2 separate regions of the Mus musculus genome follow, and region 2 is linked to region 1. Evidence: chromatin contacts called from ENCODE POLR2A ChIA-PET data. All regions are on one chromosome and are shown on one strand. The core of a region is the stretch at or near the end of the contact, and the rest is flanking DNA. Distances in the headings are between cores, read along the strand shown.

What was found. ChIA-PET counts read pairs that join two places held with the same protein, here RNA polymerase II (POLR2A).
Region 2: POLR2A ChIA-PET joins it to region 1 with 21 read pairs in embryonic stem cell. The contact joins the enhancer-like site here to the promoter of E130307A14Rik in region 1. POLR2A ChIA-PET finds 5 or more read pairs at or near these places in 4 of 5 experiments (Patski and embryonic stem cell).

Annotation. Positions count from the first base shown.
Region 1 is chr10:39,730,123-39,734,408 of GRCm38, forward strand. It overlaps E130307A14Rik (RIKEN cDNA E130307A14 gene), which reads right to left and starts at 1,885. Exons shown (of 3, transcript NR_038037.1): 1 at 1,616-1,885. Rev3l (REV3 like, DNA directed polymerase zeta catalytic subunit) reads left to right here and starts at 2,038. Exons shown (of 32, transcript NM_011264.3): 1 at 2,038-2,491. The coding sequence starts at 2,353.
Region 2 is chr10:39,500,809-39,504,695 of GRCm38, forward strand. The region is part of intron 3 of Fyn (Fyn proto-oncogene); the gene reads left to right. Among named protein-coding and RNA genes, the nearest start is that of Gm40627, 88 kb to the right of the region's middle. Within about 2 kb of position 1,640, at least 1 of the 3 ENCODE cell types and tissues checked has a DNase peak (open chromatin) inside an H3K27ac peak, as active enhancers do.

The DNA.
Region 1 (4,286 bases), core at 635-3,134:
TTATATTATATTTTGATGAAGTCTATGCGTAATTTTTAAATTATATTGTTTCTAACTGATGGACATCATGGAAATCACTGGTGTTGTCCATCTGACATTCTGACTGTATAAAATGTTTATTTGTACCAAAGAACACACGGTAAGTGCATACATACACTGCTGATGAACAAAAGGCTTGTGTGTGGAAGTCATATTTTAAAGTCTCTTCTATAGTCTTCTAATACTTAAGTCAATTTGTAAAAAATTCTCTGTACTATAGCTGTTAGTAGGTTACATCCTAGTCTTGCCACTTCTTATGATGCTCTTGAGGCAAATTTACTGTATTGATTAGTCTCAAATCACCCTAAGCATAAATTCATATTAACATTTGTTAGTATGGAACGCTGCGTTCTGCAATGTGTCCCTTTAAGCCTTTTGATTTTATGTGAAAATCCACAATTGACTGTGAACAAGGAGCTCTCACCCCACTCCAGATACAAGGCAATATAACAAGCAGTAAAATGCACCTGTATAATTTTTTAAGTGGGACAGAATGAACTCTACTTTGGATGGATAATGACTGTCAAGTGTCCTAATTTCAGTGGCAAATTTCAAAGCTGAAAACTGTAGTTTCTGCTTCCTATTACTTTAATCTTTTTGTTGGGGCGGAATTGGGGGGGGGGGCGGCGGCGACGACTCACCTGTGAAAAACGAGGCCTAAAAAAATCAAATTATTTGTCCGAGGTCACGCCCAGTATTAGTGACCAAGCCAGACAAAATCCATAGGTTCTAATTTAACATCCTCACCAGCAGCATCTGTTGCCCCCGCACCCCCCAATCCCTAACTGTGCCACTTCATCTCCTTTCTAGCTCCAAATAAAGTTGGTTTTTATTTTATGTCTTACCCCACCCCCTTTTTCTTCTGTGTCAACCCGTAGTAAAATCTTGCACTAAGAGTGAATGAAAACACGCCGACTTTTAGGAGCCTTTCCCTTTTGCCAACATTTTCTCTGAAAGGCTCTCGGGGCTCTCCGAGCAGCCGCGAGAGGAGTGGAGGGAGGGAGGTGAGTGGAGCAAACAAGTCTTTCCGTGTTCTCGCTCGTGCCGCGTGTGTGTGTGGGGTGTGTGTGTGTAGCCTGCGCGGGGGAACCCACAGTGGTTGTCCTAGTGCGAGAGGGGCAGGCGGTGGGGGAGTGGGGGGGTGGAGAAAACCACGACGGTGGGAAATCCCTGTGCTGTCGGTGTATCTGCCCAGCTTGGGCAAAGCTGGGCAGGGCCGCGCGTGAATAAATCTCCTTAAGTGGCCGGGCGCAGTCACTGCAGCACCGCAGAAGAGGAGGCGGGCGAGGCGGGGCGCGAGGCTCGCCCGGAGCTGGGGGGAGGGGAGGGCGGAGGAGGGAGCGAGCGCCAGGGCGGCCCTTTTATAGGCCGAGGCCCGCGCGCCCCCGCCCCTCGAGCTGGCCCGGGCTCCAGCTCCGCCGCCGCGTTACCTGAGAAGGGCCGGCACGTCCAACGCTCCGCCCGCCCGCTCGCTCGCCCGCCCGGCCCGCCCTCCCTCCTTCCCACCCTCCCGCTCGGCCAGGGCCGCCCGAGGTCTGTGCCGCGCCTCCCTTCTCCCGCTGGCGGCTTCCCTTACCTTGTGAAAACAAAACAAAACAAAAAATATCCTCTCCGCGGCAGCCCCCGCCTCTTCCGTAAGATGTGACATGGCGGTCGGCGAGGGGAACTCGGGAAGCCGCCAAAACCCTGCGCCCCTCTGAGCCTATCCATGCTATCGGCGCTCCCCGGGCCCCGCCGCAGTGACCCGGCCCACAGGCCGAATCATCGATTCCTCGGCGCGCGGCCCGGCTTCCCGCCAGCTTCTTCCCCAGCCGCGCGCTCCGAGCGGGGGAGAACCCCCTCCTCGTCCCCTCCCACCCCGGGCGCGCGCCCGCCCGCCTCCTCCCCCCCCCCCGTCGCCGCTCGCGCGCGCGCACACACACACCCCTCCTCCCCTCCCCCAGTGGTTGCGTCCGTGACATCATCATCATGGCAACAAGAGCTGCAGCCTGGGACCGAGGAGCCCGTGTGATTCCCGGCGGCGGCGGCCGTGGCGGCAGCAGCAGCGGTACCACCCGACCCGACGAACGCGCGAGGGCTTCTCTCCCGCTGCCTCTCGCCCGGAGCGTCTGAGGAGGCGGCGGCAGCACACAGCCTCCGCAGCCTCCGCGCGCCGCCGCCGCTGCCGCTCGTCCCGGCGTCCGTGCGAGGGGCGGGGGGGAAAAGCCGAACCGAGGAGGAAGGGGAGGAGGCGCCTCTGCGGAGCCCGCCGCCGCCGCTGCTGCCAGGTCGCTGAGTGGAGGGGAGGCGGTGGCGGTGGCGGCGGCGGCGAACATGTTTTCTGTGCGGATAGTGACTGCCGACTACTACATGGCCAGCCCGCTGCCGGGGCTGGATACCTGCCAATCCCCGCTCACCCAGCTCCCTGTCAAGAAGGTGCCGGTGGTACGAGTCTTCGGGGCGACCCCGGCAGGTAAGCGGGAGCGGGCGGGAGCGGGAGCGCGGGCGCCGGGTCGTCGGGGCTGCCCTCCCTCCGCGCACTCGCGCGCACGCCGCCGCCGGCGGCCCTCTACAGGGTCGCTGCGGAGTCTGCCCTGTTCTCGGCTTTGCTCGCCTTCTCTCTCGCGCGCGTGACAGGAGGCGCAAAAGAAAAAAAAATGTGGGCTCGCGTGAGCGCTGCGCCCCCCTCCGCGGCAGAGAGGCGGCGGGCGCCCGGTCTCTCCTTTGCGAGCGGCGAGCAGGCTGGAGCCCCTGCCTCGGTGGGTCGGGTGGCTGCGCCTCGTCCCCAAGGACGAGTTCGCGGGTCCTTAGAGGTCGGTCCCCGGCGGAGACCCCGGCCACTCGCTACGTGTCCCTAGTGCCCCGTTCGAGAAAAGGCTTTGAGGGCAGAGGCGAAGTGTCAGGCGTGTTGTCCGTCGCTCCCGGTTGCCTCTGTTCACCCTCGCTCTCCTCTGCCCCTGCCGGAGATGCTGTGGCTGTAGAAAGTGGCGCCCGGGGCCAGATAATTTTTCTCATTGAAGTGACCATGTGGCTCTTCTGTGAGTGCAGGTCGTGACTGCTTAGAGTTTAATGCCTCGACAGGGACAGAGCGGCATCCTCAGGTGCAATGCTTTCAGGAAATGTGCATCCATGGAAATAGGAACTACGTGTTTGTGTCGCCCAACATAAAATACTACACCTAATGGGGGTGGATTCGTTAGGAAACACAGCCAAGCTCAGCAGCATAGGCATTTTAAAATTCCTCTAGGCTGGGTTGCAGGGTTGCATTTTAAAAATAGATTAAAAAAAAAAAAGCCATTTTGAAGAAATGGTGGGGGGGGGAAATGACAAGCTATGTTCTGGAACACTCTTTGGGTTTATAATATAAATAGGTTAGGGGCCAGATATACAAGGTTTTGCGTTTTTATCTTTCAGTTTTGCGTCTTTTTACATGCTTTAAACTGTTAAGATGAAATGGTAAAGCCGTATTCTGGAAGACGATTCTTACCAAGGTATAGCCCTATGGGGTTTCAGACGGCATTTCCCACTTGATGCTCTTTGCCTTCGTCGCCATTCATCTTTATTACTACAGTCAGCTTCTGTGGACTACCAAGACAATACCATTTCCCAAAATACAGACACTCGTTCTAAGCTACTACCTTTTAATGTGAATTCTCTTTGTTAACAATGCCAATGACATAAATAAGGCTGGGTAAAAGACTCCTTTTTCAAGTAGAGTTTGATGCTGTGAACCTTGGAAGATCGAGAACCGGAATGCTGGTAACAGTTGGTAGAAAGTATAGCATTTGAGACGTGGAAGACTGGAAAATCAGAGGCATTATAATGTTCTGGAGGATAGGTTTTCTACCTTTTTAAATGCTGTGCTGCTGTCTTTGTTTTGATTTGGAATCTCAGGGTAATACACTGCCTGTTCTCCTTTCAGCTGCAGAGGATGATAGTGAAGTTGATTTTCAAGTTGTAGAGCAACATGCTAATAGGATATTGTTGTGGTGGTCCAGTTTGTATGGTGGTCGAGTTATAGGTTTTCCTGCTACACTCACTCAATAGGTATACGTGAGTGATTTTAAAACTATTATGTAGGAAAGCTTTTGTTTGTGCGATTGCATGAATTTCACTTGCTATTAGCCGATTCTGTGAAAGAGTATCTTTTACAAATAGACTGGTGTAGACACTTGTGTTTCTGAATGTTGGAATGTGAACTATTTCATAAGAAATATTTATCTCTTCTTCTTGAATATCTTACAATAGGTCGCCAGCCTCCAATTAAA
Region 2 (3,887 bases), core at 390-2,889, 230 kb before region 1:
TAAAGTTTTGTTTTTGTTTTTTTAAGACAGGCTTTCTCTATTATGTAGCCCTGATTGTCTTGAAACTTGCAATGTAGACTAAACTGGCCGCAGGATTCACGGAGGTTCAGCTGCCTTGGCCTCTAGAGTGCTGGGATCAGACGTGCACCACCGTGCTCATCCCAAAACTGAATTCTTTCAGGCCTACTGCGAGCAGAATTCTCCAAGCTCCTAATTCTCTGATACAACACTGATGATAGTAATAATAAAAATATTAATAATAGTAATATACATGAGTAAATGTCACTGTTAGGTTACCTTAGCATGCATTTATTTTCAGTTAATAGTGTATATAAATGTATGGTGGCTCATAAAACACGTGTGCCGCCTTTTTTGATTGACTTAGGTTTTTTTAACTGACAAGGTCAGGCTTCAGTCATGCCTTCAGTGCGTTAGCAGAGGCGGTAGCAGCTCCTTCCTCAGAGTAGCCAGTTTGTCACCTCAGATGCTCTTCTCCAAGGGCTGCTGGGAACCAGTGCTGGCTGCCTGCAGGTGGCTCCATGTTCTTCTCTCCCTCCTTTCATTTCCCCTGGGTCTTGGGCACTGGGCAATCCTAAATGCTGACCTCTTATGAAAGACCAAAGGATTGCATAGCCAGGCTCCTCAGCAGGAAGGAAACTCAAGGAAGGCAGAGACCCCCACCCCCTTCCTCCCTCTCAGACTCTGTACCATGAAGAGGAGGGAGGAGGCTGGCTGGCGTTGCCTCTCTGCCTCCTTTGTCACTGCTCTTTGCTCTTAGAAGCCCAGGAATTCAAGCTGAGTGTGTTTCCCAACTGCCTGGTTTATCAACATTCACACCAATCTGCTGCTGCAGCTTTGAAATCCTAAATCACTGCTGGATGCAGAGGCTGCTGCTGTGCTCCTGCGTTCCTTGTAGCTTGGAGGAAGTGCCAACACGCAGTCCCAGTGGTTGGGAGACACAGGGCTCCCTGTCATTCTTCAGAGGAGACGCCTGCCTCACTTCAGACTTGCAATGCAGATGGCGGCTGGCAGATTCTGCTGTGGCTGTTTCCACAACCGTGCTTCCGAGCAAAGGGGCAAGCGATGGGGATGCCACGCCCACTGTCCCAAGCTTGCTCCTTTCGATGCGCTTTTCATGTTTTGTTTTGTTTTTTTTTTTTTTTATTACACTTTTACTTAATCTGTGTGTGTGCCCGGGCAAAGCTTCCATGCAAGGCGTGGCATGGAAGAGTGGAGGTCAGACAACTTGGGAGCCATCAGTTCTCCCCTCTAGCAGGAATCAAACTCAGACCTGTGGGCTTTGCAGTAGGCATCCTTACTCACTGAGCCATCCCACCCTCCGGCCATCTGCTTCTGTGAGAGCTGGATCTTCGTGACTAGTGCTACTGAATTAAAGGAAGAGAAAGAACCCCCTGTTTTCTGAAAGGCTGGGGCTCATGCAGAATCATCTGTCCAGGAACCCCCATGCTGACTGGGGGGATCTGCGGAGTGAGGTTTTGTCCTGCCTGAGAAGGAACCTCCTGGGCTCTCATCCTCCTCCTACCTATAGAAAGGACATTGGCGATGCCTGTTCAGGCAGCCGCTTTGTTCTAGTGTGTTTGCTTGTGCCTATGCCAGGTGACACTGTGACTCCTGGCCCACCGCCAGTCCCGCTACAACTGTTACTAAAACAGAGGAGGCCAGAGAGCCAGGCTTTGCGACTGAGCCGCAGATGTGACACTGGCTTTCCTGCTTGTGCTAGTTTGCGACTAGAAGCCCGTGGTTCTACAGAGCATGTGCAGAGTGGGGGAAACAAGCCTGACTGGATATGGGCAGTGAGAAGTGATGTATCCAGCAGACCTTAGTGTTTCAGAAGAGTGCTAAGTTGTATAAAGTGGGGCTGCTCCCTCCTGTGCTCCACCGGGATTCAGGAAAACTAGCTCAAAAGTCAAAGCTAGCTGGGCAGTGGTGGTGCAAGCCTTTAATCCCAACACTTGGGAGGCAGAGGTAGGTGGATTTCTGAGTTCGAAGCCAGCCTGGTGTACAGAGTGAGTTCCAGGGCTACACAGAGAAACCCTGTCTCAAAAAAAAAAAAAAAAAAAAAAAGAAAAAGAAAAAAGAAAAGTCAAAGCTGTGTCAGCTGGAAAGGGTGAAAACAACAAGCATAAGGACAAATCCCCCTGCCTCTACAACCAGCAGCATCCAGAGAGTGAGTGCTGGTTAGACCTCCCTTCCCTAGGGCTGGCCAGTACACAGCTCAGCCCAGTCCAAGCCCTCAGTTCCAGGAAGAGCCTGCTTAATTAAGGATTGTCATTCCTACATGGTTAGGGTCTCCAAGCATATAGGACTTAGAACTGAAGCATATTCATTGCCCCCACCTTGTCTGCCTGTAAGACTCTGGGGAGCCTTAGCTTACCTGGGACCCCCTGAGTGAACCACGTGAAGCCGGGATCGATGCAAAAAGCAAGAGGAATTTATTGCTCCAGTGCACTGGGGCCATCCCAGACCCGAAGGAGTGGTGGCTACTCCCAATATCCCAGCGAGTTCTTATATGGTTTCCAGGGGCAGAATAGAGCATCAGCAACTAGGCACAATAAGATTGGTGGAATAGTGCACCCTTTAAACTGATTGGTCTTTAGGGAATGAGGTGACAAAGACTTTCCTTGTCTGAAGGTGGCAACAGTCAGTACTGTGGAATGTGTCCCCACCGGCAGGTCCGATCCTGCCATGTGGTCTGAGAAATGGTAATTAGCCTCTCCCTTCCGGAGGGTCAGGTGTTTCATGACCTTCCCAAAGTTCCTAAGCTGACCTTTTCATGCCCAGGTCTGGCGTGATCACCCATTGCGTCCTCAGGTTTGACATCAGTGCCTCTGCTTCCCTTGCCACAGTAAGGTTTCTGCAGCTCTCTCTGTGTGTTCTCACTGCCTGCTTGCTGCACAACCCCTCAGCACCCAGCAAGGAGTAGAAAGCACGCTCACTGCTCTTGACTGGTTAGCTATTGTGCCTTCCAGAAGTTGCCTCTTAATGTGCTCCCCTCCCATCTCCAGTTTTATGCTTTATTACTATGTGATTGTTTCAACTTACATACAAATTCAGTTGAGAACTGAAACAAGGGAACTTGAACTCATCAACATGGTGCATTCTCACAGTGCAGTCTCTGTCACGCGCCTGCGGTGATTCAGCCTGTCCCCCTAAAGCGCATCGCAGGCATCCATTTTGTAGCTGGAATGGCCCAGTGCTGCCTTGACACAGCGCACTGCTTCAGAGTACTCACCGTGTCTGTTTTCTCCTCTGCTTACCATTCTGTCGTAGACATACCTTATAAATTCACCACCTCTCATTAAACACTTGCATGTTTTCTAATTTCCAAAGTGATGAACAGCATTTTATAAAACCTCACTTAGCACATACTCACAGGCCCAAAGGCAAGCCTGTCTTAGGCCCCTTGTTGACATTACCAGTTTGGTTTACCAGAAGTCCCCACAGTACTGTAGGAGCAAACTCATTTCAAGGGACCCTCTGTCACTGTTGGGTAGAGGATTCATCTGTGAATTTAGTTACTAATTAAATCACTTACTAATCTAAGTGTTTCCCTGATTACTTGTGGAAACTGGTGTTTCCCCTAAAGCTTCAGTGGTGTGGGGGGAGAGGAAGGTGCTACCAATAGTGTTCCCTCATTTCCTGCCTAGTTGGTTTGTCTTATCTATATAAATCCATTTTTTAAAATATCTATCTACAAAATAAACTTGTACATAAATGTGGATAACAGAATTATTCAAAGGAGGAAGTATCCAGGATATTCATGATTTCTAAATGGATGAGCACCTTATGATATAGTCATACAGTGACAGATATTTAGTGATTAATGTAATGATAACTTTAATACAATGCTATATTACTACACTGCA